3 separate regions of the Mus musculus genome follow, and regions 1 and 2 are each linked to region 3. Evidence: chromatin loops called from intact Hi-C (ENCODE). Cell type or tissue: left cerebral cortex. All regions are shown on one strand. Region 1 holds the start of Cadps2 (Ca2+-dependent activator protein for secretion 2). Region 2 overlaps Iqub (IQ motif and ubiquitin domain containing). Region 3 overlaps Cadps2 (Ca2+-dependent activator protein for secretion 2).

Region 1 (8,000 bases), 350 kb after region 3:
AGACTTCTCTTCTATGTTGGCCAAAGTGCTCGTCACAGTTTCCCCAACCACGAAGGACCTCATTTGTTACCTTCCCCTCTAGGTTTTCAATGTTTTCTAAAAGTCTGACGAGCAATGATCTTATTAAATATATATAATTTGCTTCATTTTTTAAATGTGTTTTTCTAGCTATGACACTCATCCCTCCTCTAATCATCTAGAACCACCCAAGGGTTGTGATCATTGTTAGTTCTATAATGGTGTAAATACAATCAAAGCAATGAACACGGCGGGGTATCACACAGTGCTTCCTGCTGGAGCCATTCTGTGGTATCTGTTTTGTTATGGTGCACATGCATCCTACATGCAACCCTGCCTATGCCCAGTAAGGCAGTGAGGCCACCTGGTCCCGACCTCTGTCACGGAAACTAACCCAAGTCTGCTCCCAGGATACTCTGTGACTGCATCAATAATCACTGCCAGCCTAAGGAGCATCAACTGTTAGTCATCTGTGCTGAAGTGTGCCAGTCAAAACAACACAGGTATACATATTTTCACTAAACTGAGTTTAATACTATTTAATGTCTTCACATAGTAAATGAATGCAATCTCTTATTGGTTTGGTGGGCCACATTAGCTACGTGAAAACAAAAACAAAAACAAAAACAAATCAAAAAACTAAACAAGCCCTGTTTAGTTCTGGCTCCTAAAAGCCAAACAGCCCTAACAGTGAAAGCATTTGCCTACAAAACCGAGGCATGGCCTCCAGCTTCAGGCTCCTATCTCTGGGATGAATTTTCTTCAGTTACGGGATGAGGGCCCTTTCAGACCTCAATTTCTGATCCTCTGAGTTCTCAATGTTGGGAGAGGTGAGGAAGCGGTTAGAAATCAAACATTTTGCTGCCTGCCTGACTACTTGAGGCTCCAGAGTAAAAGTATACAATGGATTAGTGATTTTGCAATTATCATGGTACTTTCCTTTTATAAAACCCAACTGTATAATTCAAGACTTAAAGTAAGTTTTGGCATTAATTGTTGGCTTGTGCATCAAATGCACATGAATACAGTTAAATTCCCTTTTTATTTTTCCTAGGGGGAACCCTGGCTGCCAAGAATTGCTCCAGCTCCCTTCAGCAAGAAGTATGTCTTTAAAAAAAAAAAAGTAGAGGATCTTCTGAATGCGATAAACGCTTAGGCTCTTTGTTACAGAGCCTCCCCCATTAAAATATCAATCACTGAAGTTCATCTGATTGGGCTTGAGGCTCTCAAGATTTAAAAACAAAATCTTCTAAGCACTGCAAGTAATCTTGCATAGAGCGCATGCAGTGTTTCTCTCCTCTCCTGAAGTTGGGTTTATTTTAGTAATGTCAGAGTAACATTACATCAACAGTTTCCTCAGTAGCATTGTGAGTACACCTGCTTGCCAACTGAAATAATTTCTAGAGAAACAAACATTCTATTTAAACAGGAAGAGCCAGGAGAGTTACATTATTTGTAGAGCCACGGGAGAGGCCCCGTCCCTCACAGACTACAAGTAGGCACAGCAGAAATGAACCAGGAGCCAATGACTTTCTTCAAAGGGAGCCTAGAGGGAGCCTATTCCAAACACAAACAGCCTCTTGATTTTTACCAGATAATGATTTTTACATATTAATATACTGAAATATAAACTAAAATGTCATGTGTAAGATGAAACTAGATACTGGATGACACTCATATATTTTGTACAGACTCCTACCACAACATAAATATAAAACCCACACTCGGTTTAAGAACGAGTACTGAGGTTAGCATCTGCTGAACGGACAGAGCTGTTACACACTCTACACACGCAGCACATACGGATGGATGGCCCTGGGTAGGAGTGGAATCCCAGGCTCACCATACACCCCAAGAGACTCACCCTTCACCTGAAGGGTTGCAACTTCAGCCATGCCAAGTGGCTCTTACTGGGAAATGCTACCCTGACCCACTTCTCTCCGATAGCAAGAGGAGACTGCCTAGAGCTAGTTAGGTCTCTATCTGCCCACTGTCCTATGAGCTAGAAGGCTGGGCTACCTGAGGAGCTTCTGTGATTAGCCTTCAGTAGTAAAGAAATGTCCCCAAACCACTCAAGAGAATGATCGTTCCAGAATAGCTGCTCAGTTGGCTCTGATTTTGTGAAGTTGGGAAGAACACTTAAGAGCTATCCTCTTGGAAATTTTTATACAGTATCGTTCACCTCAGGCAAACTCACAGTTGTCCACCTCTCCCTAAACTCAAGATGTTGCATTCAGTAGCTACGCACAGCTTTTTTACATGTCGGACTTTAAAAAAAAGATGAAATATTGAACGAACAAACGTGAATAGGACGGTTTTGGTAGGATGCATGATGGGAAACTGCTTCCTCTGGTCTACAGTTTTATTTTAAAAGTCAATTCAAAAGGTTGCCAAATTTCTAAAAGAAAGGTCTCACATGCAGGAGTTACTATTTCAGGACAGTGATGAAGGACTGTATATGTAGGTATGCTCTGGGCAATCCCCACCCGCGCCACAAGCGGAAGGGACTGTTACAGATTTCTTCAGAGCATTTCAGGCTCAGTATTTATTCCACTAAAGGGTTTCCCTGACTATTAAGGGTTTCTATTCTACACATTTACCCAATTAAGGTGATTGAAGTTGTTCCTTTTGTGTATGGTACAGAATATCAGATTTCTGGGGTCCCGTTTTAAAACAACTAAGGGAGACATTTTATCTGACAGAACTTCTGTAAATCTTTAGGGAAGGAGCCATAAGCAAAGCATTAGCTAGTCCTTCACCTGTCATTAACAGTGGACTTCATTAAGCCTGCCATGGCCTAGAATTACTCATAGCCTCTCTGGATGCATAGCTTCCTCGCTGTTTGCATGTCATGCCCTGATTGTTTAGCCACACAGAAAACTTAGCAATATAACTTTGCTTTTAATTCACCAAGAAAATGTCTAGTCCCTTGCCCTAGTGGAGATTTCTCTGTTATGGGAAAGTATCCGTGTTCCACCTGCTTCATCTAGCTACACACTCAGTCTGTCTTAAGGGCAAAGCCCAGCTCATACACCCCACAGCAGCCCAAATTAAAGTTGTTGCGAGTTGTATTCTAACCCTGTCCCAACCTAATCTGCCCAGGTTTAATTACTGCAGGACCTGCAAGGTGGGATCAGCTGATCAGTCCATGTCTTGGGGATGGTGAGGTGCAGCTGCCAGCTCCTGCCAGTTCAGGCCAGCTCTGGTTAGCTCCGGCTGGGGTTAAAGACCTAAGCACTCCAACCTGTCCCAGACACCCCTCAAAGACCTACTAAAATAGTGTCCAGCCCTTCGCAGAAGGACGGCAGCAGGTGCCCTGAACTCTCCCAGGAGAAAGCCCCCGGGGGCGGGAGGATGAGAGGGGTAAGTGGCCGCGGGAGGCTCCCAGTCCCGCCGCCACTCACCTTCTGCTGCCTCCGGGCCATGTCGGTGGGCTGCTTGGCGTTGAATGGGTACGCGATGCACCTCACCACGAAGACGTAGAGCTGCAGGCGGATGCGCCGCTCCTGCTCCTCGTCCAGCTGCAGCTCGGGCTCATTTCGCCCCTCGCTGAGTACCGAGGGGCTCGGGCTCACGGGTCTGGCCGCTCCGCCGCCGCTGCCACCACCGGAGCGTCCCGGCGCGTCCCGCCGCCCTTCCCGAGCCGCGGCCGGCGGCGCTCGCTGGGAGACGCCCGGCGCCACCAACACCTCGCGGCTCTCCTCCTCCAGCCCCTCGTCCGACTCCTCCTCGCTGGAAGACGGGTCGAGCATGGTGCTGGCTGGGACGCCTGGGCTTGGCCCGCGATCCCTGGGGCTTCTCGCCGAGCGCAGCTGTCCCCGCGGGTCCGCGGGAACCTAGGTCGGTGCGCCGCGGCCGCAGAACGAAAGGGAAAGTGGCCCGGGCTTTCCGGACACGTCGAGTTCGGCGCCCGAGTGTTTGCCGCGGCCAGGACGCGGGGCGGGCGAGCGGAGCGGCGGGAGGCGAGAGGCGGAGTTAGCGCGGGGGCGCTCGGGGCGCCCGGGGACCGCGCGCCCAGCCTCGGGCGTCCAGCCCGCGCGCGCGCCCAGCCCCGCCGCCGACCCCCGCCGCCCGCGCAGGTGAGGAACCTGTGGCGCCTCCCGAGCAACACGTGGAACGGAATGTCGAGGAGCGGACGCGGGGACGCGAAGTGCGCGTGCGCGCGCCGCCGCGCCCGCCACCGCCTGGACCGGGCGGCGGGTGTGCCGGGCGCCCCGGAGCGCGCAGTTTGCAGAGGGCGGGTGATGCCGAGCCCAGACGAGCACAGACGACCCCGGGCCACCATGCACCCAGTAGTCCTGCAGGCTTTCTGTAGGGGTGGCGGCGGGATAGGGACGGGGAACAAACACAGTCTCCAAGAGAGAGCTCCGGACAGTGCTGGGACCTGATTTGTGAAACCTGAGTGCTGAAAAGTGGGACCGGCTGCCTTCCCCTCGAAGTATTATTCTTTCTAGGAGACTTGAAAAAAGTCTCTCTCCCTTCGTTGCAGTGGGACACTCTCCAAGAAGTCCAAATTGTAATCGTCACAGCACGGGCATTAAAAGAAAAGTTGGCGCAGCGGCCGGTCCGGTCCGGGGTGGGGTGGGGTCTTTTAAACTGGTAGGTATTCCTGTTGTTTCCGGCAAACCCGCGAGCAAATTAGATTTTACGTTTGAAAAATGAAACTCTGACAAACACAGCTCAGTTGTTTCCTATGTTGAGATAGAACTGACTCAAACAAAACAGGTTGTTTTGGGTGGACAGACATTCAACAAACACCCGAGAGAAGGCCGGTGTCCAGCATTGTTAGCTTATGACAGAGGCACAAGCGAGGGCACACAACACAAAGTCGCTCTCTTTCCTGGCCTCAAGTGGGCGTCTCATAGCGGCACCTGAAGGCTGAATTATCTGCGCCGATTTTCTCGATGCTAGAACTGCCTCGCAGTTTCTTTTGCCATTCTGTAACTTCTGTCCTGAGCTCAGACAGAAGGGGAAATGCACAAAACAGGCATTCAACACATGGAACAGTGTGCGGTGGCATTCCAGCAAGGAGGATGCAGATCTCCAGGGAATTAACAGGACAAATTAAGCACCCACCAGCCCTGAGCTTCTCTGTCCCAGGGCCAAGCCGCAGTTTAAACTTTTCCAGGCCATTTGGTGGTTAGATACACAAAAACACTTTCCTTCTGCATCTACTGATGCTGTCCCTCAATGGAGAAAAAAGAGGGCATTTACTCCTAGGGAGCCTTCTCCATTAGTTAATCCTTGATTTTGGTCCCTTAGTAATAAAAAATGTTTCATGCCTACTAGCTGATGGTCAATGGTAAGGAAAAAATATATATATATGTGTGTGTGTGTGTGTGTGTGTGTGTGTGTGTGTGTGTACATATATTAAAATTGATGTATTTGAAGACTTTTTGCAAAACTCTGTGAGAGTATTTATCCAAAGTGATTATCAAAGTAACCTCCTAAGGCAGATAGGTGACATTATTAACGACACTATTTTTTTTTATATTTTATTTTTGGAGGAGGGAGATTTTCGAGACAGGGTTTCTCTGTATAGCCCTGGCTGTCCTGGAACTCACTCTGTAGACCAGGCTGGCCTTGAACCCAGAAATCTGCCTGCCCCTGCCTCCCAAGTGCTGGGGTTAAAGGCATGCGCCACAACTGCCTGGTTAGGTGGCACTATTCTGATGATTGCCCTTTGTACCAGATTTTGCTCTAAACTCTACAAGCATTACCTCCACTATTTATTTTCAGTTCTACAGTACACATATGGAACCTGAGGCTACAGCACCAGCCCCTGATGGACTCCCCATGGGCTCTCATTTCTAGGAGCAGTCTTTTCTGTTGTAATTTCTCTTGATTGTAAATCAGTACATTAAAATGTAGTGTTGATTAAGCTGGGGATACAATTCTGAAAGGCATAAGAGTGCTGGTTTAATCAGTCGTTCCTTTCTTTACTTTCTTTCCAGAGTATCTTTCAGTTTTATTAGTCACTACTACTATTACTTGGTGTGACAGCTGAGTACTTTCTCTCCATTTGATGCTTATTTTTTTCCTGTGAAAAATTATTAGAACTCGAAGATCCCCAAGCTTTGGAGATCCCACAGAAAAGCATGTAGTAGTCTTTTCTCCAAGAAGATGAAAATAAAAGGCATAATTTAAATATTCAAAAACAAGTCAGAAAGGAAGGAAAAAGAGTAAAAGAACAAATGAAGGCACAGATTTCAGTCCATAAAATATTGTACAGGTAGAATCTATTGATAGGCAGTTATAGCTTAAGATTTATAAGATGAGTAAAATCTGGTGCTAGATTTTTGTGGTGGTTTGAATGAGAATGACCCCCCCCCCCCCGCCATCGGTCCATAAACTTGAATATTTTGTCTCCCGTTGGAACTATTTGAGAAGAATTAGGAAACTTGGCCTTGTTGGAGACAGTGTGAAATTGAGTATGGGCATTAAGGTATCAAAGGCTGATTCCCAACGTAGCTCTCTGTGTCTCCTGCTTATGGATCAGGATGCAAACTCTCAGCTACTGCTCCAGTGCCATGTCTGCTGGCAGCCATGTTTCCCGCCATGATGGCCACGGACTCACCCTCTGAACTGTAAGCCCCTAATAAACTCTTTCTTCTAGAAGTGGCCGTGGTCAGGGTGTCTCTTCACAGCAATAGAAAAATAGCTAAGCCAGCAAAGGAGTTCTATGTTGATGCTTTGATGGCTGTTTTGAAAAACCACAGACGTAGGGTGGACACATTGTCCCTTCCCTGGTTCTTGGGTTCTGTTTGAGAGGCATTCCCTGCTTTCCAGAGAAAGGTCATGAATTGGGCTGCCTGAGTAATTAAATAAATAAGGTTTCTAAAATGGGTAGATATGTAGCTGAAGCAAGCAAGCATATGCCTTGTTTTGTTTTCAGTGTAACTGCTATCACATTACAATTGACAAAAAAACAAACAAAGCTCAGGTAACCAACTCCTGATGGTGGAGCTCTGGGGCAGCTGGCAAACCTGCATGACTGGCCATCTGAACAGACTGTGAGCAGAGGCTCTTAGTGTTTGGAGCCACAATACTGAGGGTCTGAATGAGGCCAAATTATGTTAACGCATCTTAGATTGGTTCCTCCTACTAATATTACACAAACTACCTTGAGTTTCAAGATGTCAGTCACCTTAACTGGCTAAATCATTTGTTTCTGCTGGGCATGGTTGTGAGCTTCCTTCTTCCATACAGTCTGGTGTTGAGCATTACAGCACACTGCCCCTGGACTATGCCGGCTCCATTCTAGACATCTAAGAAATAAGAAAGAGGGAGAGCAGAGGAAGTCCCTGCATGGTGAATACCTGGGTGACCATGTGGTGTTAATGTGGGCACAGTCATGTTAAAGACTAATGTCTCTAATGGCAAAACCCTCCCTGGGAGATGTTAGAGCAGTGGCCAAGTCTTCCATATTCGGAGGCTGATATCATGTACAAAAATAATATCCACTGAAGCTTTTCCACCCATCCCAGGATGTTTATAGCCTGAAGAGTGCTTTCCTACAGACTGGCTTTGCCTCCATGCTAATCTTTCTGTATACTATAAACCCTGCCTCCCTGTTCAGCTGTATCCCATTCACTGGGATGCAATACACACACTGAGCTTCCGGGGAACCACAGCTTCTCCCATCAGAGAGCCTGTAAGTTAGAACCAAGGATTTCTCCGAGTCTCTGTGTTTGTCTTTTCTTCACTCTCACCCCTTGTCACATCTCCAAGAACCAAGCCATGCAAGGGCTTCAGTGACAAAGTATTTGCCTAACATATATAAAGACTGGGGTTTGATCTCTAGGAGAGTATTAAGTCAGACATACTAGTACATGACTGTAATTCCAGCACTCAAATGGAGGCACACAACTTCAAGATCACACTTGGGTACATAGGGAGTTTGACACCAACCAACATGGGCTACATGAAACCTTGTCTGCATGAATAAATGCATAAATATGTTATTTTTATTTTTTTAAAAA
Region 2 (8,000 bases), 980 kb after region 3:
CATGCTTCTTGGAGGTTCAGTCTCTGTGAGCCCCTATGGGCACAGGTTAGTTGATTCTGTAGGTTTTCTTATGTGTCCTTGATCTCTCTGTCTCCTCCCTTCCCCCAATACTTCCCTCTCTTCTTCTACAAGACTCCCTGGGCTCTACCCAACACTTGCTTGTGGGTCTCTGATCTGCCTTCATTAGCTGCTGGGCAAAGCCTCCCTGAGGACAGTTATGCTAAAGGTCCTGTCTGCAAGCAGAGCAGAATATCTTTAATAGTGTCAGGGGTTGGTGGCTGTTGATTGCTGTTGGTCTCGGTTTGTTAAGTGTTGTGCACAAAGAAGAAACAACTAGAAGAATTAATTAGATATCCTGACGGTAAAGATCAAACTTGCCCCCAAGGAACATGATGACCCTAATCATCAAGATGTAGTCTAAAGATGTCACCCTTTTTTCTCTATTCTTTCTTCTCTCCTCTCTAATGTTAGGGAGTTGAAGGGTAGAAGAGTAGAGAAGGGTGGGGGTGGGGGGAAGAACTCACAAAGCAGACAAAGTGCAACTACAGTGTCCATCTGAGCATGATGCCACAAGTCTAATAATTCCAACATTTGGGAGGTGGAGACAGGAGAGACAAGAGTTCGAGTCCAGTTTCTGCATAGTGAGTTGGAGACCAGCCTGAGCTACATGAAGATTCTCTCAAAACCACAAGAACTGTATCTGGGCACAGCATAGATAAGACCATTTTGGGGGTTGTCATTACTCTCTAAACAAGTCAGTACAGCAATAAATTATTTGCACAGTATTTGTAATGGATTTTGTGTTTAAAAGAAAAGAAAGTCACCTAGAGCTAAGAATCTAGCTCAGTGGTAGAGTGCTTACCTAGAAAGCATATAGCCTAGCTTCAGTCCCCAGTTCTTTACAAAGAAAAAGGGAATGTGCAGACAAAAAAAAAATCTGCACAGGGATGTAAATACATTGGAAGCCAATATAGTGTCCTTTTATACACGACTGGAGCAACACTGGAACTAGTATCCGCAGGCTCTGGGCACCAATCTGTTGTACATATGAGGGACGACTGCCTTAGCAGCACTGTGATCACTACCACACAGGTGTCACCAAAAGTTCTCATTCTCCATTAACAAATGTGGCATAGCACCCAGCCTAGTGTACATCCTGAATTGAGGGGTGAAAGGTGGGGTACCTTTGCCCTAACGCTCATCAAAGAATTCCCAGGATAACAGGTCAGAAACACAGTACAGGGTCTGGGCTGTGTGATGAATGCAGAGCCAGGGTGGCTTTACGTTTTGTTTTCAGTACATCCTGACCACAGCCTCCCCTCCTTCCACTCCTCCCAGTCCTCCCACCCCCACTTCCCCTCTTCCCTCTTCCTCCTCCCCCTCCTCATCCTCATCTTCCATTTCCCTTTACAAAGAGCAGGCCTCCCAGGGACATCCACTGAACATAGCATAACAAGATACAATAAGACACAGCACAAACCCTCAAATCAAGGCTGGGCTGGGCAACCCAGTAGCCACAGACACCAACTAAGTAGGGAAGACTCTTACAGGCTCACAAACACTGAAGCAGCATAGGTCAGAGCTAGGTCCCCTCCATATATGATATGGTTGTTAGCTTGATGTTTCTGTGGGACTCTTAACAGTGGGAATGTGGGCATCTCTGATTCTTTCATCTGCTCTTGGGAGCCTTTCCTTACAGAATGGCTTTTAAGGATAGCCCGCTGTGCTTAGCACTAATATGTCTCCTCCTATCAAGACTTTAAGAGCAGAGGATTCAGCTAGATATCTCTCAGGAATAGCTAACTATTTTGTTTTCTCTTTTACTTTAGAGTAAAAAAGCTGCTTTGTTTCTTTGCCTGATTACAGTCCTTCAGAAACAAGCCTATGTTGATCACAATTACTGGTTTTTCAGATATTGGATGTTTTTTGTGGGCTAATTAGTCATTGCTTTGGGGTCCTTGTATCCTGATTTATGCCATAATTGCAACCATTTAAATCTTAGATGTGGTTTAATTTTCAATTTAAGTGGAATTCTCTGTGTGTTTGAGCAAATTATTAGAAATTCGTAATGATACCACACTGCATTTAGAATGACAGTTTATAAAGAAGATTTTTAGTTAACGGCATCAATTTACCTCCATTGTTTGCATGTTAGACTGAAAAATGCAAGGTCACCCCTTACAATTATGTTTGATACTTTTTCAAAACAACAGTATCATTAAAGTTATAGACAAAAGAAAAGTTGCTTACAGCTAGTAACCTCTAGTAGAAGCTTCAGATTCTTAGTTTAAATTTTGATCTGGCAAATACTGTAGGACTAACACTGGTTTATAATGTCAGATCAGAAACAGGGCAATAGGTAACATTAGTTAGAGAGCTGATAGGCTAGAGTTGAGCTGGCTGAAGAGCTATAAAAAATAAAACGGGTTAGTAATAAGATACGTTATTTGTTATCACTTACACATAATGCAACTGAAAGAGTCTTACATTGAGTATTTTGCTCAACTACAATGCTTGTTTCAATGCTCATTTCTAAAGATTTAAAGAATAATTAGGATAGATTTCATACTGTAATATCCTCTAGCCTAACTAATAGCTTAATCTCCATATGCTAATTTCCACAGCAGGGTTCTATAAAATACAATTTCTTTTCTACCACTTGTAAGGACAGCATCTTTTACTCTGCAGGCTGGTAACCTATTTCATTTGTAATAATCCTTCTAACAACACGTTTCTGAAATGTCTGCTTTATCTAATTTATTGGATGTTGGCAGTCGGTGCACTGTGTAATTCCACTTCCAAATGAGTGCTTATCATGCTCACTGGCTTTTATGGTTCTATTGGATACAAGATGCTATAGCAGTGTTTTAGGCTCTTTCAAATGTACGTCCAAACCCTGCTGACATTTTAAATCTGAACTCCATCTTTACATTTCCCAAGAAATATTCTCTAGTACTATAGCTGGGACCCATAGCATTGCTCCCATTTAAAATCCTTTTACAGTTGTAAACGCCCAAACGTGTGCACACACATGGGCACATGAGCACACAGGTCTTGTATCTGTAATTCAGCAACCTAAGTCAAAGGAAGTTGGATCTCAACAATGTTAGGCTTTCAAATTTTATTTTCCTGAAAGGTTATAAAGGGTAAATTTCACATGTAATTGTGTATATTTCACAGGGTCTACAGTGCTCATCCATTCATCTAACAAATATTTACTGTATCTACTATACATTAGATATACTGTATAGTGGGCCCTGCATAAACAAAAGGCCATCTTGATGGCAAAAGTGTTCAAGTCTCATGGGCTATAAAGGTAAAAAAATAACTCATTGAAATAGATGGTGAGCATGCTTGATGCTTCAGACAGACAGTGAAGGTGGCGCTGTCTATCAAGCACTTGACTTGACTCCTCAGAAGAAAGCTTTGCCTACGATGAAACTAAGAGAATAAACAGGAGTTAGCCAGATTCAAGAGAACTGAATGATATAATCACATAATCCTACATAGGAAGTTCCAGTTTCCAAGAGCTGGCACAAAGAAGATATATATAAATCTGTTCAGCAAAGCTGTTTTTATCTTTGGCTGTCCTTCTGCCAACACTGATAACTTCATCTTCAAGTACAGGCTTCTTTGATTTCAGGCAGGCCTTAAGGGTTTTTTTTTTTTTTTTTTTACCTCCTCTGATGAGGGAAAATGTCAACTTTGCTTATTTCCCTTCCCCAGTTCCTTTTTCTTTGAATGCTTTGGCTATAATAAGAGATGTACAACAATCATGGTCTTAAATGGCTTCAGAAATGGTAGCGTAATAAATTCCACTTAGCTGCCAACAAATGAGGCAGCAGAGGCTGTGGAGCAGAGCAACTGAAGAACAGCAGGACAGACTGGAGGGTGGGGAGATGACAAAGGCTTCCAAAGCAGCAGGCCTCCCCAGGAGAAGAAAAAATGGCTGCACTGGGAGAATAGCTCTTTTCTTCTTCCTGAATTAATTCTCAGGTCCCCAAGGGTACAAATGAAGCATAAAGTTAGGCCCCCCAAAAGCCATTGGGTAGTGATCAACTTTTCTTTTATACAGCAACAGGGTTTTATTCATCCACAATGACCCCCTGTTAAATGCACAGCTCAGAGAGAGAGAGAGAGAGAGAGAGAGAGAGAGAGAGAGAGAGAGAGAGAGAGAGAGAGAGAGAGATAGGCAGATGCATTTTCTATCCCATTAGCTAGCTGTTGGCCACCAGAGCATGGAGAAAGCATGTACACAGCACAGCTCACAGAAATTGCAGGTTTCTTAAGCTTGTGACTGTGAGAAATGATGTATGAAAAAAAAAGGGGGGGAGGACAGGGATGAACAGCCTCAACTCTAGGGATGAGCTCTTGCAGAAATGCAAATGATGTCTTTATATAGTTTGCTAAAATGCACCCCAAACATTAAAACCAGAAGGCAACTGCTGACCTTCCGTTTAGATGTCATAACCTGAATTCCCTTAAGTCAGTATACCTGCCAGTTCTAAATGTTTGATAACCTTCAGAAGTCAATGTTAAATTACAAGTTAATTAATGTTTTCAAAAATCCTCAGAGTGAACTTTTTTATCATTATTAAGAATTAGAACTTGAGACTATGCTGGGGCCTAACAAACACAGAAGTGGGTGCTCACAGTCAGCTATTGGATGGAACACAGGGCCCCCAATGGAGGAGCTAGAGAAAGTACCCAAGGAGCTGAAGGGATCTGCAATCCTATAGGTGGAACAACAATATGAACTAACCAATACCACCCCCACCCCCGAGCTCATGTCTCTAGCTGCATATGAATCAGAAGATGGCCTAGTCGGCCATCAGTGGAAAGAGAGGCCCCTTGCTTGGTCTTGCAAACTTTATATGCCTCAGTACAGGGGAACACCAGGGCCAAGAAGTGGGAGTGGGTGGGTAGGGGAGTGGGGGGCAAGGGTCTGGGGGACTTTTGGGAGAGCATTGGAAATGTAAATGGAATAAATACCCAATTAAAAAAAAGAATTAGAACTGTAGGGACCATTTGTTCAATTTCTAGATTTCCCCAACAAAAACATGTCCGTCACTATTCAGAGAAATCATATGTTCAGTATAAGATTTTTAAAGAATGTGGTTTCAATAAATCCCACAGCTGGAGTAAATGAGCTTAAACTGAAACTAAATATAGATGTTTATTCTCCTAAGTTATTCCTAAATGATAACAAAAGTAAAATATTGCTTTAAATATCTGTCTACTTTACAGTGCTGCTGCTGATAAATGTAGCATTGTGACTCTGCTTGTTTGTTAAATTTAGCATCTAAGATAAAGTGACTGTGACCTTTGCTGTGACCTTGACTGTGACCTTGACTGACTTTTGGGATTAACTATAAGCTGTTTTATCAGCAATCTAAAGAGTCCTGTACAACATTGCGTTGCTTCAACATTTAGGGAATGAACTGCAAGTCCTTGATGTTAGTGACGAGGGCCGGCATGAGCAGGAGCACGAACAGAATGGACAGACATGCCTAGCATAAGTAATTCCTACTAAAGCCTCAGTCATCCACCTTTTTATCTAGATATTTAGTACAGCTTTGTATAAAAAAACATACTTTAGAGGACCCTGCATTAGAGTGGTGACAAGGTTGTCAGCTTGACTAGTTCAGAATACAAGAACACTAAGTCCGTTGTTGCTCTGCTTTCTCCTGACCTTACAACTTTACACACACACACACACTCACACACTTACACATACATACACACATACACACACACACACACACACACACACACACACACTCACACACTTACACATACATACACACACACACACACACTCACACACACACACTCACACACACACACAAGCACTTGGTATTTAATGTTTTATTTTCTTAATAGTAAAGTCAAATGAACACCCTCCCTGCCTTCCAGCTGTCTCCTCAGTCTACTTCATTGCCCCAGCCTTACCACCATGCCCCTGTTACAGGGCAGATCTCTGCACATTCCGAGTCCTTCAAGGCCTTGGATTCCACTCCTTATGAAGTATTTAGAATTCAAAACCAGATCTTCCTCATAGAAATTCTCTTTAACAATATCTCTCCATCTCATCTTTACTTTGGATGACACTCATGTAAGAATTTTCTTAGCATGTCATACTTCATTGAGAAAGGATGATGATATCGATCAACTCTAGAGTCAGTTTCATATTTGGGCTTTGCTCCATTGATGGACTCTACACATATATAATTTCCAACACTGCTTACAGGCATGGAAAACCACAGCTCCTAGACATAAAGCAGGTGCAAGATGAGCACCTTGTGGAGACTATAAATTCAGTTCAAATTATGACTGTGAAAAATACTGTCCTAGTTGTTATCCTATTGCTGTGAAGAGATACTGTGGCCAAGGTAACGCTTATAAAAGCGAGCATGTCATTGTAGGTTTACTTAGTTTCCGAGGTTTCAGTCCATCATCACTATGGTTGGCAGTGTGGGAGCAGGCATGAAAGGCATGATGCTGGAAAAGTATCTGAGAGCTATCCTGATCTTCAAGCAGAGAGGCAGAGAGACTGGGCCTAGCATGGGCTTTTTTAAACCCAAAGCCCATGACACACTTTCTCCAATGAGGTCATACATCCTAATCTTTCTAATCATATCAAAGAGTTCCACTCCCTGATGACTAGACATCCAAATATTTGAGCCTATGGGACCATTGTTATCCAAACTACCCCAAATAAGTCTTTTCTAGAACGATACTATTTGAGAATTTTAACAATGGCAGTTACATGACTTGTTCTATATTTGGATTATGAAATCCATACCATTATTGTCTGTCCATATTTTCCTGTCTTCCTTCATAAACAAGCATTGATAATCTTTGTAAGGAATGTGTAAGGGTATGAGGACTTAGAGATAAAACATATCTCTCACCTTAACAATATCATGATTGGCCAGATGTGTATGCTCCACAAGCAGAGGCAATTGGATGTCTGTGACTTTGAGGTCAGCCTGGTCTACACAATGAAGTGCAAGGTCATCCCAAGGCTACATAGTAAGTCCCTGTCTTAAAAGAAAAATCTCAAAAGTCTATCACAAGCTACACATTTTGAAGGGCTATCCTAACCTGTTTCTTTCTTTCTTTTTTTTTTAATTAGGTATTTTCCTCGTTTACATTTTCAATGCTATCCCAAAGGTTCCCCATACCCACCCCCCCCAATCCCCTACCCACCCACTCCCCCTTTTTGGCCCTGCCGTTCCCCTGTACTGGGGCATATAAAGTTTGCAAGTCCAATGGGCCTCTCTTTGCAGTGATGGCCGACTAGGCCACCTTTTGATACATATGCAGCTAAAGACAAGAGCTCCCCGGTACTGGTTAGTTCATATTGTTGTTCCACCTATAACCTGTTTCTTAAGTAAATAAAACATTAAATACAAAATGTGTGTGTGTGTTGTGTGTATGTGAGTGAGTAAAAGGTTGTAAGGGCATATTATGATATATTATATACAGTAAAATTAAGCTATGATACCCTTTCAAGGTTTTTCTTTAGAGACAGGGTCTTAATATGTATCCTTGTTTGGCCTACACCTCATTATGTAGACCAGGTTACATTAGATACAATAATAAATTACTGCATATAAAGTCAGAGAAGAGAATGAGTCCCATTAGAGCAATGAGTGCAATTTCAGAAAAGGGGGGTGTATTAGTTAGGGTTTTACTGCTGTGAACAGACACCATGACCAAGGCAAGTCTTATAAAAACAAAACAAAACAAAACAACATTTACTTGGGGCTGGCTTACAGGTTCAGAGAGGTTCAGTCCATTATCATCAAGATGGGAGCATGGCAGTATCCAGGCAGGCATGGCTCAGGCAAAGCTGAGAGTTCTACATCTTCATCCAAAGGCTGCTGGTGGAAGACTGACTTCCAGACACCTAGGGTGAGAGTATTAAGCCCACACCCACAGTGACACACCTACTCCAACCAGGTCACATCTATTCCAACAAGGCCACACCTCCA
Region 3 (8,000 bases):
CTTTCTACCATACATCATTCTAATGAACCCATCAGTGCTTTAATATACTAATGAACACAGAGCTCTCATGATCTAATAAGGACTGCCCCAATGCTTCATTTCTCACTCCTATTGTACTGGTCACCTAGTCTCTATTTTAGGAGCCTTTTTGGGAATATTACAAAATGAAGCCACGGCCATTTACCCCACAACTATTAGTGGCTAGGCAAATTTGAATGCTATATTTAAACATAGCTGCAGGATAAGGTTCCTAACTTCTAGAAATGATATGGAAAGTGACTCCGTAGGAAAGCATGCTCCAGAGGACAGATATATCCTGCTCACAACAACACAAGCTTTAAAAAACAAAACAACAAAGCTGATTCAAAGGAGAGCAAGCTGGGAGAAGAGGGATATGCTGAGGTGGAGAAGGGGTGGGGCAGGCCTCTGTAGAGATGGCCTTTTATAGGGACCTCATGGAAGAGAGAGTACATGAGGGTCAGCACTCTGCCGTCCCGGCAATGGCAAGGAGCTTTTGGAGCTTTAATCACAACAGCGCTAATCTCTCTCAGTAATTATTTTTATAAAATATTTATATCATAAAATTAGGATATTCAATTACATGAATGCCTTGGGTGCCATGGTAACAACAAAATAAAAGTCACTTAGCCATTAAATATTGAGTAAGCTGTTCAAGCTTATGGATGCCTCCTTAAGTGAAGAACTTAATAAAACTACAGGATAAAACAGAAAAATACTGAAGATGCCATTAAAAATCACGCTACTGGACTTGAGAACCTAGTGATCAACTATGTATCACACGAGTGGACAGATTTTAAAACATTTATAATTAACGTTCAGTGTTAATAATAACATATTCATGAAAATGGGAGAGAATTTAAGTGAATTTAAGTGAATTTAAGACCCAGGAGGGTCCCCACATGTTCAGTGGGGAAAGGGAGCGAGAAGTGGGGTAAGGGTTGTGGGATCAGGTGATCCAGATGGGGGCAGTTAGCAGGATGTCAAGTGAATAGGTAAAAAATTAAATTAAATGAAAACCACCAATCCTGTCTTTAGTGTCTAACAGTAGCAGTGCTATCCAGAACACTAGGAGCCTCCCTGCACTCCCCTAGTGTACTGCATGTAGTAGCTACTGCCTGTCTGCTGACATCGTGGCCAGTTCTACCATTGCCACTTTGCTGCTGAGAAAACCGATTTGCGAAGAGATTTATACATTTCCCAGAATTCTTAGGCTAACTGTAAGGCTCAGGTTCCTGAGACCAGAAGACATCTTAAACATTAACTGTCTACATACTCCAGGCTTACATCCAGGAATACGATCAGAACAGATTTCTCAGAATTTTAATAAACAGATCTTAATGAATTCTAACTAAGAGAATAAATACATTTTGAGTTAAAACTATATACTATATCACAAGATATTACAGAAAATCTACAGGAGCAAGAAGAGAAATTTCCACCACTAGTTTTGTTTGATTGTTCTGTTCTGTTCAGGGTAATATCCTTCTAAAGCTCATAGGTATCCATTCTTAATACTGAGAGTATAGTCAATTGAATAATACGATTTCAGAGTTTATATATAATAAAAACTTTTCATAGCCTTATAAAAGTTAATCTGCGTAACTCCTTTGCTTTACAAGAACTCAAATTCCCAAACTGTTCCCTTGTCCCCAGAGCCCTCTGTAGCCACTGTCCATCCCATGGACGTAGAATGAATTGAGCATGTACCTACAAGGATCAAAAGGACTTATACTGCATCATACATCTCTGGGACCAAGGAGCCTTCTGTCTTTTCTAGTCCACTGTCATCTTTCAAAAACAATGAAACTGAAGCCAAAAGATGATGTAGCAGCTTACATAAGCTAGTAACGGAACTGAGACCTGACCCCCAAGTGTACTGTATCCTGACCTAGTTTGGACCATACATAACTGGTATTGTATTGCCATCCATCTGGCCACCATGCAGACACACACACAAGATGCTTAATAAAAATAAATTCTATAGGCTTTCTACCTCTTCCACAATGCTTTGGCATTAAGTAAGCCCAAGACATTTATTGGACTGATAATTAATTATTCATGCTTTCAAACTTCCAGACATCATGTCAGTGTACACCACAAACTTTTTATTGTAAGGCTCCAATTTAGAAAATGAAAACAATTTCACTATAATTCTCTTTATTAGCTGTTTATAAAATTTAGTATCTACTCTTCCTCTATAAATCCACTTAACATCTCACATTAAGATGACATGTAACTATATACAAGTGCCTTTGAAAATAAAATAAAATGAGATTACATCCTTGTTTCATTATCCTTCTGAAAAGTAGTTAATATATCTGTGTGTCTATAAAAGGGCGTCTGAGAAAGGGATAATTATTAGTTGCATGAAACTGGTTATAATGCATGTCAAGTTCTTTCCCCTGAAAAATAATCTTAAATGAAATAATGAAAAGATGAAATTTGAGTCTAAGAGTAAACATTTATTGAAGGAGAGACCAGGAGAGCCATAACACATCAAAACCTTTGGCTTAATGATTGCCTTAGTGACCATTAAAGCTGCATCTAAAGGGTTTCTACCATTCCTATGTATTTGCTCCTAAATCTTAAAAATTGAAAATACTATTATTAATAATTTAATATGCAGAAGATGCTATGGACATTGAAGGTATCTGAGAAGAGAAACAGGTCATTGGCATATCCTCTCCATCACACTAATATGTGATAAATATGCTGTCTATTGAGGGCCACAGACTCTTTCCTTCTGTGGCTGTATATTGACAAGAAGTCAATCTGTTTGATAGTCTAGCAAACACTTGGCCAGAAGTTAAAGCAGTAGGGTATGCATGAAGTCAGAATAATCCAGACTAAGGTATTTGACCTGGGAAGGCAAAACACACACACACACACACACACACACACACACACACGAACGAAGGGAAATATGGCTGAACTATAATGGAACTTATAGAAATGTTATACTAAAAGTAGGATTATAATAAGAAATCAATTTCTTCTGGCAAATATCATACAGAAGAGTGATGCTTTCTGAAAGGTCTGGACCCACCAAGCAAATCTAGGCACTGTGCTGCTATCTTCCTAAGTAGCTGAAGGTTGCCCGTCTAAGTCAGATGTGGGCAACACCACTTTACCAGAAGACTTCTATCTCCCTTTGTGCAAATGTGATGCTTGCATGTTAAAGGTGTGCTGAAAGCTACATGCTGTGACATCCTGGGCTCAAAGCCTAAGGGCATCTCCTGTTAGGTAAGCATGGATGCTGGGCAGCCTGGAGTCCTGACAGGCATGGAATTAGAGCAGGGAAGGCTTTTATTCTCTTTTTCTGTCAGAAGCTGAGTTACTGCCTCCCGTGGACAGGGATGAGCCCACTGTCAGATACAGATTTATGATGTAAACTAAAGTGGACAATTTTATTTTTCACAATTTCAAAATATTGCAAACTATCTTGTACATTAGATAAATATCTAAGAAATCAATTATGATGCTGAACAAAGAGAAACTCTAGAACATATGGCTGAGGTTTTTACCTGGCTAATTATCAGGGATAAAAATCTTCTGTGGTTATATAACCAAGAGATTTCTATTTATTTTTATTAGAGAAGTGAGCAATAAGCTTTAACCAAACTTCTTTTTTTTTTAAATTTTTTATTAGATATTTTCTTCATTTACATTTCAAATGCTATCCCAAAAGTCCCCTATACCTTTCCCCTGCCCTGCTCCCCTACCCACTCACTCCCACTTCTTGGCCCTGGTGTTAACCTGTACTGGGGCATATAAAGTTTACAAGACCAAGGGGCCTCTCTTCCCAATGATGGCCCACTAGGCCATCTTCTGCTACATATGCAGCTAAAGACACGAGCTCCGGGGGTGGGGGTACTGGTTAGTTCATATTGTTGTTCCACCAATAGAGTTGCAGACCCCTTCAGCTCCTTAAGTGCTTTCTCTAGCTTCTCCATTGGGGGCCCTGTGTTCCACCCTATAGATGACTGTGAGCATCCACTTCTGTATTTGCCAGGCACTGGCATAGCCTCACAGGAGACAGCCATATCAGGGTCCTTTCAGCAAAATCTTGCTGGCATATGCAGTAGTGTCTGCGTTTTTATTTATTTTTTTATTATTTTTTAAATTAGGTATTTTCCTCATTTACATTTCCAATGCTATCCCAAAAGTCCCCCATACCTTCCCCCCACCCAATCCCCTACCCATCCACTCCCACTTTTTGGCCCTGGCGTTCCCCTGTACTGGGGCATATAAAGTTTGCAAGTCCAATGGGCCTCTCTCTTTCCAGTGATGGCGGGCTAGGCCATCTTTTGATACATATGCAGCTAGAGTCAAGAGCTCCGGGTACTTATTAGTTCATAATGTTGTTGCGTTTTTAACTAAACCTCTGACAGCTCACTGTTACAGTGCTTCTACATAAATCTGACAGGCAGTACAGTGGCCTTCTTCCTCCTTACTGAACGTAGCTTTACACTGTTACAGCCAGTCATGTCATTCACTAGTCCCATCTTACCTTACCTTTGTCTTTGTGAATAACCGGTGAACTAGGAAAGCCCTGTGCTTAAGCAAGGACGGAATTTCTGAGTTTCCAGTTAGTACTGCTGCTTCACCACTAGGCTATGCTAAAGTGACGTCCATTTGTTTGAGAACACTTAGACTCTCCAGCTATGTACAAAAGCGAAAAGGCCCGACTGAATGCTGACCACTGAAAATCTGGTGGATAATTCACTTCCCGTTTTGTCTTAGAGTAGTTGCTAGAATTAATTTCTATAAAAATAGTCCCCCAAAATACATGTACCCAGTATTTTTCTAATGATTCTTACAGAAATATCCAGTATGGCTTTAAAGAGGGGTGGCATAATTGGGCTTATTTTCTCCAAGTTAAAACACATGTCATTTGCACATAGTCCTGATTTAAGAAGGCAATAAAATGTAGCTACAGAGTGATTAGCTATCAGAATCAGGTACTTTAGGTCAGATATATTTTATTTTCTATATAAAAACCCACATACTTTTAAATATAGCATTTGAAAAACAAACATCACTTCCTATTTATAACTCCTTCTTTAATTCTCTATGAAGTACACAAATGCCATTTCCATTGCCTGTATTCATATTTATGTATACCCTTAACTGCACAGGGTAAGAGGTATATTCTTTGCAGACTCAAAGAAGACTAAACTTTATAGAATAGTTGGAGGTATACCTATGATGTAGATAATGCCACTGAAAAATACCCAATGAGGTGACTTGAGACATGGTACCAAAAGTAAACTGCTTGTGATGGTGTGCTCATAACCCCAGTGCTGGGGCGGGTGTAGACAGGCAGATCTCCAGAGACTGGTCAGTTAGTCTGCCTGACATGGAGAGTTCTAGGTCCAGTGAGAGACCTTGTCTTAAGCAAAACAAAACAACAAAGATCCTCCCTCCAAATCAACTAATCAACCAACCAGCCAAACAACCAACCAACCAACCAACCAACCAACCAATCAACCAAACCCAACCAAACTAAAACAAAGATCTTCCCTCCAAACCAACAAACTAGTCAACCAACCAAACCAAACCAAACCCCTCAAAACCCAACAATGGCAAGATAGAAAGCAACAGAGAAAACTTCTAACCTGACTTTGGCTTCCACATGTACACATAGGCACATGCACCTACATACACATGCATAACTATACCCTAATTAGGGCTGATCCATGAGCTGTCTAAATGAGATCAATAAAACAGAATGCATGGTAAGAGCCCTCACACACAAAGAAGAATTATTTGTTTCTATATTATTGAAAAGGGGGATAGGTATGAACCTATCAATACCAACACATCAGAGGATTCCTTTCAAAACATGACAACGCTCTGAAGGCAAAAAAAGCCTAAAACTCTCTAGCTATTGTTGAAGTCGTTTAACACGGTGCCATATTTTAAATGAATTAATTTCCAAGGCTGGCTTATCATTTGGTTGTATTATTCATTACTCATCTGTTAATTATCCAGTTTAGGATAACTTATTGAGAGGACACAACTCCATCTCAAGCAGATGCTGTGAACCCACTATATAAAATTGCATTAGTGTATGATCTAGGATGTAGGAGGGAAAAGGTTCAGTTCTCAGTTTCATTTTCAAATGTAATTGAGTAGAGTAAAATCCATGTAGGAAGCACCTTAGGAGATAATGTGTATAGTTAAGTTGTTGGTCAAATCTGATTTTTATGTATATAACTAGATGGAAGGAAAATATTTTGAATATTTAAATCTATTACCAAACAGGCACTTGAAGGAGCCATAGGAGATTCTCAAGAGTCTCCAACTGTTCCTGCTCATGGGGATCAACAGGTCTCACAACACTGCTGAACACTTTAAGGCTGCTTAGCTAATATTTCTCATATGAATATTAATTTTTTTACTGGCTCACTATTATGAAAAGTACTTTAATCTGGTAGATGAAAAGCATAAATATTTTCATTTCTAGAATTCATGCTATGAACTGCAGAGATATCTGAGGGGCCAGAAATGACTCCGAGTGCCTCCTCACAGTGGGAGGCACTGACTTATAAGACCAGGGCACAGAACACTCCTGGTTCCTTTGGCGATTCCCTGAGCTTTAAGAGTTAAACTTTCAAACTATGACATTATCCTCTTTATTTTCTCCCATCACTACCAAATTTGGGCAGACATTAATTGCAGAACCATTACGGAAATCTTGATTTAGTCAAATAAAAGAAATAAAAAAACAAAACCTTTTTTAAAATTTAGTTGTATATTTTATTTATTTACATTTCAAATGTTATCCCCTTTCCTGGTTTCCCGTCTGAAAAAACACCTGTCACATCGCTCCTCTCCCTGCTTCTATGAGGGTGCTCCCTCACCCACCCACTCCCACCTCCCCACCCTGGCATTCCTCTACACTGAGGCATCAAGCCTTCACAGGGCCTCTCCTCCCATTGATGCCCGACAAGGCCATTGCCACATATATGGCTGGAACCATGGGTTTCTCCATGTGTACTCTTTGGTTGGTGCTTTAGTCCCTGGGAACTCTGGGAGCTCTGGTTGGTTGATATTGCTGTTCTTCCTATGGGGTTGCAAATCCTTTTAGCTCCACAGTCAACAACTGGACTGAGCACAGCATCCTCAATGGAGGAGTTAGAAAAAACAAATTCGTATTTAATGTAAAGGAAAGACACCCCTATTCCACAGCTCCCTTACAATGCAGCTAGACTGAGCTCCCTGCTTTGAGTCTTTCTCCACTCGAAGGTTCTAGGGCACAGAGTGATTTCTTCTACTTGTGATCAGTGCTATAGAACTTGCTCATGTCTTACTTCATGTTCAGCCTTTGTCCCGGGCCTATTCAATCAGCTTCTGGACACGCTTATTTCTTATGGTATCATCCATGAAGAGAAAGAGATATACAGCAAAAAAAGAGAGAGAGAAGCATTCTAGTTCCTAGAACATGCTTCTCTCTCTCTTTTTTTATGTATGCTTTGATGTCTAATTTGAAACCCTGCTAGTCTCTAAGCACTTCAGATAAAGAGCGGTCTCTAGTCTCAGAGCTCTCCAGGCAAACTGCAGTGAACTTGTCACCACTAGCTAAAAGCCCTCTCAGAACTCTTGCCTTTGTAAGTGCTTGTCATATGACAGAAATGCCCTTCTTCCTCACTGGCCACCTGCTGACTTCCCCTTGACTTCAAATGTCAGATGTAGAGTGTGACTTCAACTAAGCTGCCCCAGATGAAACCAGCGATTATTCCCAACAGGTTCCCATTCCTACTTTATTGACTTTTTATTTATTTGTAATAATTTGCCACAATTATTTACACATGAGCGTACATCCCTTCCTTGCTTTTCATACAGGCGTATGATTTTGTCCCCTGGATGGATGCGGAGTTCTACAGTAAATCTCACAGGGACCAGGCAGCTGGACAAATTGAAGGCTTCTCAGTAGTGAGTTCCAGGATCTTCATCTATACTGAGTTGAATCACAA

Evidence for each region. A loop is a pair of places that touch in the nucleus more often than their neighbours do. Peaks named below come from ENCODE experiments on the same cell type or tissue, not always from the same donor. Only the 100,000 strongest peaks of a DNase experiment are listed, where the experiment ranks them.
Region 1: a loop joins it to region 3, with 3 times the contacts of the local background. A loop is called at or near these places in 3 of 42 quality-filtered maps.
Region 2: a loop joins it to region 3, with 2.9 times the contacts of the local background. A loop is called at or near these places in 3 of 42 quality-filtered maps.

Annotation. Positions count from the first base shown.
Region 1 is chr6:23,835,368-23,843,367 of GRCm38, forward strand. It overlaps Cadps2 (Ca2+-dependent activator protein for secretion 2), which reads right to left and starts at 4,054. Exons shown (of 30, transcript NM_153163.4): 1 at 3,423-4,054. The coding sequence starts at 3,770. In left cerebral cortex, a CTCF peak has its summit at 4,858; DNase peaks (open chromatin) are centred at 1,518, 2,170, 2,448, 3,227 and 4 more places; H3K4me3 peaks cover 4,252 bases; H3K27ac peaks cover 2,102 bases.
Region 2 is chr6:24,466,780-24,474,779 of GRCm38, forward strand. The region is part of intron 8 of Iqub (IQ motif and ubiquitin domain containing); the gene reads right to left. Among named protein-coding and RNA genes, the nearest start is that of Iqub, 44 kb to the right of the region's middle. In left cerebral cortex, no CTCF peak of the experiment used is centred here; DNase peaks (open chromatin) are centred at 3,588, 3,849 and 4,289; H3K27ac peaks cover 1,852 bases.
Region 3 is chr6:23,487,392-23,495,391 of GRCm38, forward strand. All of the region lies in intron 8 of Cadps2 (Ca2+-dependent activator protein for secretion 2), which reads right to left. Among named protein-coding and RNA genes, the nearest start is that of Gm38775, 80 kb to the right of the region's middle. In left cerebral cortex, a CTCF peak has its summit at 4,636; a DNase peak (open chromatin) is centred at 4,638.